2 separate regions of the Homo sapiens genome follow, and region 2 is linked to region 1. Evidence: chromatin loops called from intact Hi-C (ENCODE). Cell type or tissue: thyroid gland. All regions are shown on one strand. Each heading gives the region's core, and the rest is flanking DNA. Links, peaks and the distances in the headings are about the cores only. Region 1 overlaps ACP3 (acid phosphatase 3). Region 2 overlaps CPNE4 (copine 4).

What was found. Peaks named below come from ENCODE experiments on the same cell type or tissue, not always from the same donor. Only the 100,000 strongest peaks of a DNase experiment are listed, where the experiment ranks them.
Region 2: it touches region 1 in a loop (4-fold over the local background); 21 of 110 quality-filtered maps call a loop at or near these places.

Annotation. Positions count from the first base shown.
Region 1 is chr3:132,341,826-132,344,746 of GRCh38, reverse strand. ACP3 (acid phosphatase 3) reads right to left here. Exons shown (of 10, transcript NM_001099.5): 6 at 2,103-2,195. Among named protein-coding and RNA genes, the nearest start is that of ACP3, 26 kb to the right of the region's middle. In thyroid gland, for the core only: CTCF peaks have their summits at 1,536 (motif pointing right) and 2,380 (motif pointing right); a DNase peak (open chromatin) is centred at 1,541; H3K27ac peaks cover 415 bases.
Region 2 is chr3:132,027,981-132,030,901 of GRCh38, reverse strand. The region is part of intron 1 of CPNE4 (copine 4); the gene reads left to right. Among named protein-coding and RNA genes, the nearest start is that of CPNE4, 5.6 kb to the left of the region's middle. RefSeq lists an enhancer at 1,328-1,377. In thyroid gland, for the core only: a CTCF peak has its summit at 1,426 (motif pointing right); a DNase peak (open chromatin) is centred at 1,421.

The DNA.
Region 1 (2,921 bases), core at 276-2,775:
TATAAATGAATTTACCCATTCCTACCCAGTCCATAGCTTTTGGTTTAACTCTGGATCAGTGGGTGGCTCATATTTTGCAGAGTAAGGGTGCAGTAGGGAAATAATACCTCATTCCTTTATGAAAGGGTTAGAAATCTTTCTATGAACCTGACAGAGTTAAATGATATTTCCTTAAAAGCTGAATGGGCTGCCTGAGAGGCCAGTTAGGAAAGGCAATATATTTCTGGAGCCTTCAGTAATATATTCTCCCCTACCCCCATCAAGGTCTAGTTTGCTGACTTTTTTTTTCTTTTTTTTTTTTCAGAGACATTGTCTTGCTCTGTCACCAAGGCTGGAATGCAGTGGCCATCACAGCTCACTGTAACCTCAAACTCCAGGACTCAAGCAATCCTCCTACCTCAGCCTCCTGAGTAGTTGGGACTATAGGTGCATGCCACCACACGTGGCACTTTTTTTTTTTTTTTTTTTTGAGACAGAATCTTGCTCTGTCATCCAGCCTGGAGTGCAGTGGCACGATTTCAGCTCACTGCAACCTCCACTTCCTGGGTTCAAGCGATTCTCTTGCCTCAGCCTCCCGAGTAGCTGGGATTACAGGCATGCGCCACCACACCCGCCTAATTTTTGTATTTTTAGTAGAGATGAAATTTCGCCATGTTGGCCAGGCTGGTCTCGAACTCCTGAGCTCAGGCAATCCGCCCACCTTAGCCCAAAGTGCTGGGATTATAGGCATGAGCCACTACACCTGGCCACACGTGGCTAATTTTTAAAAGTGTTTTGTAGAGGTAGGGCCTCATTATGCTGCCCAGGCTCATCCTGAACTTCTAGCCTCAAATGATCCTCCCATCTCAGCCTCCCAGAAGTGCTGGGATTACAGGCAGGAGCCACCATACCTGGCTGTAGTTCACTGACTCTTGAGGAAAGCCTGCACCTTGCACACAGTGGATACTTGGTAAATATGCGTTAAATGAATGGTTAAGTACAAGCAGGGCAGGTGAGACCTTGTGCCAATATTTATTACCCGTTAGGAAGAGTTGATTAGGAGTCCCCCAGTTTCAAAGGCAGGATTAAGAGTGAGAGAAAGTGAGTTCGTGAAAGAGGAGACCAAAGTGGAGTGACCTACAGAGGAAATAAGTGAGAGAGATTTGGAAAAAATATCACATGACATGACCACATTTTGGAATAGCTCAGATCAAACTGTAGTAAGGAAGAAAAAAAAATTATGACTGGAACAAAAATGGGGGCTCTTGTTTTCACTGAAGAGTCTTTTACAATGCTAATGAATTTTCACTGAAATAGTTGCTGATGATTAAGTGAAAATACTGGGAAAGTAGCATGTGATTGGGTCAATTAACTTTAGGATGGATGGAGGCAAACTGTGTCATCTGTTATTAAGATAGAACTACGGAAGTAATTGCTGCCCCCCAGACTCTCACGATGACCTCAAAGTTAGAAGTCAATATGAATTAGGTGGGTGGTCAGAATCTTGCCCCATATTTAGTGAGCTAGTTGGGAAAACAGGAACAGAGAGTACTCCTTTTGGCCAGAAGGTGGAGCATGGTGAGTGAGAAACACCATGTAACCTTGAAAAGCAATCGTAATTTATCTGGCCACAAACGGTATTTCAAATGCATCGCAAAGCAAGAAAGAAGTTCTTTCTTGTTAAGCAAATATAAATAGCCTGGCTTATATTTTGCTTGTTTATTTCTACATTCGGAAATCAGGTAATTTTCCCCTCTTTCTTTATAACAACATTGTTTTTTCATTAAGACCAAGGACAGGAACCCAGCATTTTTGAGTGGCTGCAAAATAAATAAGCTCCTACTGAATCCAAGGGGGGAAAAAACTAAAGTGGAAACTCATAGAAGAAAAGCAATTTTGCTTGTAATTTTCTAAAGGGTGAAAACATAAATAATAATAGAGAGAAAAGAGAAGTCAGCATTTTCAAGTTAATATAAGGAAGTTGTGAATTACGTTTCAATGTCAAAAGAAGTATAAGTAATACATTCATAAAGAAGTGAAAGAAAAGATATTCATCTATTTCAAAATAAGCATAAATCATAAAATCAGATTGCAAGTTAACCTGTGATTTTTTTTTCTTTTACCTCACAATATAAAGGGTCGTAGACTTTACTCCAAATTCCAAAAAGGTCCTGGCCATGTAATCCTGAAAGTTTTCCCAAGGTAGCTATAAAATCCTGAAACACAAACAGAGAAAGAAAAATTCCTACACAGGTTTCTCAGCTTCAGCATTATTGATATTTTGGGCCAGACAATTGTTTGTTGTAGGGAGCTCTCCTGTGCATTATAGGATGTTTCACAGTATCCTGGCCTCTGCCCACTAGATGCCAGTAGCATTCCTAATCTCCCACTTGTATAACCCAGAATATCTCCCGACATTGCCAAATGTTCCTTGTGAGGCAAATGCGCCCCTGTTGAGAACCGCTGTTCTTCACAGAAAAATGCACCAGTAATATTGGTTACGATAATGTCATTCCAAAGAATTTTACAAACACGAATTGATTATTCCTTATTATTACATTTAAAATGTAGATAGATGCTGGCTGACTGCCACATGTTCCTGGTTCGTGCTGGAATTGGATTGAAGTGTACTGCCTCAGATTCTTTTTAGAAGTGGGTAAAGTATAACTCATGTGTAAATATGTCCCAGGTGAGAAAGGAAAGCATATTTCAGGCCAAAGCATCCTGGAACATGCAACACAAATAGGGCTTGGTCTTTGGCTATACATATAAAACTTGGATGGAATGCAAATCTTTCGCTAGGTTCTGTATGTTTCTTGGAATGTCGCAATAATGAGACCCAATGTTCAGCTATCTGACTGCTGAAATTGGCAGCCATTTCTGGGAAGCCTTTTTGGAAGATATTGTCTGTCTGATGGATGAAATTTCTAGGGAACTACAAT
Region 2 (2,921 bases), core at 127-2,626, 310 kb after region 1:
ATAGTCTATAGTAAGGCCTCAATTAGTGTTAAACTCAGTGAATATCTCCTAAACTTGTGACTGCATAATAAAAACATATTAGTGCCTACATATACTTTCAGGTTTTCTTTTTCTGTACTAGAAACTGCAGTTATGTGGGAGCTTTCTGTTTGCTGTATGAACTACTAAATATATGTGATATATTGGATATATTTTCTCCTAAATCAGCACATCCTGGGAAGTCCTTTATTTGTCTGCTGTATTCTTTGGAAACCCTCTTGGGAACCATCAGCTTTTAGCTCAGTAAATATTGAGGGTTGGAAGGCAAGTCTCAAAAATAAGAAAGTGATAAGGATGCCTTCTTTGGGAAAGTTTATTCCAGTCCTATTATTTTAGTCATAGGGCTGGAAGGGGAGCCCATTTAAGCTGATCTGTGATGGACTCATCTCTAAACTGTGATCAGCAACTTTCAACAGTGCAATATTTACCCAATAAATGTGATTGAATTTGTACAAAGTCATTGTCTGCAGCCATCTCCGTTAATGTGCATGTTCTATGACTCTCAGAACTGGAAGAGAGCTTGGGGATCATCTGCTGACTCTAGCAATTTAATTTGACAAATGTGGAAACTAAAGCTCAAATAAGTGACTTCTCAAAATCAGGAGACTCATTCAACAACCCTTCTGATTACTCCCCTCATAAAGAAACTCAAGTTCCCTGGAGATAATTACAGCAGTGGAGCCAATCTCTGGCACCATGTGCACTGCTGATCTTTATTAAGTATGAGTTAGGGATGATTGCGGGGGTGTCTCCCACCTCCATTAGAGTGTTAGGAGGAGTAGGCTTGGGACTTATTACATTGCTGTCTCTTGGAGCCAGTGCAATATTTACCCAATAAATGTGATTGAATTTGTACAAAGTCATTGTCTGCAGCCATCTCTGTTAATGTGCATGTTCTGTAAAAAATTGCTCATGCATAGACTTAGCTTTCTATTTTAAATGTCACAATTGAGTCAATAAAGTAAACAAAGAGAGTTTATGAGTGTTTACAGTTCCAGGAACACACAGGGGAATCCTTTATTCTGTTTTAAATTAAAGCGTCATTCAAAAAGAACAAACTTTCTTAAATGTTGCTTTTACATCTTTGGCTCAGAACACAGTATTTCTAACTTTGTTTTTCTTATTACTTAGGAAACTAGAGAAATTTCTCCTTGGAAATGTCAGGGGGAAAATACAGTATTTCGGATTAACTTTAGAAAGCTCAGGTTTAAGGCTTATTGACCAGAAGACCTCTTTCTTATCCAAGTGTAGGGCAATTCATTGCACCTTGAGGTAGGGGAGGAGCAAAATCAGGCTGGCAGGGGTCCACGGCAGGGCAAGCCCTAGGAGCTGGTGAGTCTAGAAGGACGGACTAGAGAGAGCTGGCATTGGAATGGACAATCGCTAGAGGGCGCCGGAGCACTAGCAGAGTCAACCTCCGGGACCCATAAGCAGGGCTTCTAGGATAAGGAATGGAGTTTGACCCAACCCCAAGATATGCCCTGGGGATATTGGTTTTCTCAGGTGCATCTGACTCTCCGGCCTGGATTGCCTCGCTGCGGAGAGGGGACAAAAGGTTTTGCCCTGAGCATCTGGTGGTGTCTTCCAGTGCCTGGTTAGGTTGCTCCGCGGCTGGACAGTCTGACTACTCTCAAAACTCCTCGTGACAGGCCTTTCTGGGGTCTGATCGCCCTTTGTTTCCTTACACTTGGGCCTGTTATCAGAAGAACTCTGAATCCGGAAATACCTTGTTTAAATTTGGGCTACAGTTTTCAAGATCCAGGCATTTGGGTGAATCACTTAACCCGAGTATTAGGATCTGGAAAATGGGGCTAGTAATTGTTGTAAATGTGAGGTGTTTAAAAGTGTCTGGCATTTTAGTGCGTAGATAAATGCTACTTCCTGTGCCCATTCTCTTGGGAGTTCTCCCCAAACTTCACCCTTTAAAAAAAAAAAAAAGAAAAATTAAGAATATATTTTACTTAACACAAAATTTTAAAAAATCATGTAATCGATATAGAGATTATTGAGATATTTTACATTCTTTTTTTTCTAGTACTAAATCTTTGAAATCTAGCATGTATTTTTATACTTACAGCACATTTTAATTCAGATTTGCCACATTTTAAGTGCTTAATGCTCCTATGTGGGTAGTGGCTACCCTATTGAAACAGTGCAGATCTATAAGAAGAGAAAATAAAATTACTTTCGCCATTTTTCCTTTTTGTTAAAGGTTAGCAATAATATATACAATGCTTGGCACACAATAGGAGCTTAACACAGGTTCACTGTGATTGTTATTTGCTATCACCATTTTATTTTTAAATGGGCCTCTTCTCCCATCTCTTATCCCTTCCCCCATCTCTTACCCCTTCCCCCTCAGCAGAAGGGTCTCATTCATCTATCTGTTGAATAATAATTGGTCACAGCATTTATGTCAAAAGCTGTGCTAGGCACTGGGGATAAACATAAAAACTTGAGGCACAGGCAGACTGGTGAAAAGAAACATTGAAATTGTGCTGTTAAGTGTGAGGAGAAAGATGAACAAATGATGCTAGGTAAGAGATAAAGAAGGAGATATTTGGTTTGTCTCAAAGGACCTGGGAAGTGGTCCTTTACAAGTCCTGTTATACTAAGGTGTTTTTCCTCTCCCTGTATTTCAAGGAAACAGGTGGACAGAAGGTAATTTTGAGGGAGAAGTGGAGGGGGTGGCATCTCATTCAGCAGGCACTTTGGTTTGTATGTATTCTTAACAGCGCTAATAGAGATTCTAAAATCTAATCAACTTGCACCATGCCCTGTATGTAGTAATTTCATCAATATCATGAAGTAAATGCCTAAATCATTGACTTAATTCATTTAAACAGAAAATGATTTGGAAGGAAATGTAATAGAAATATAAC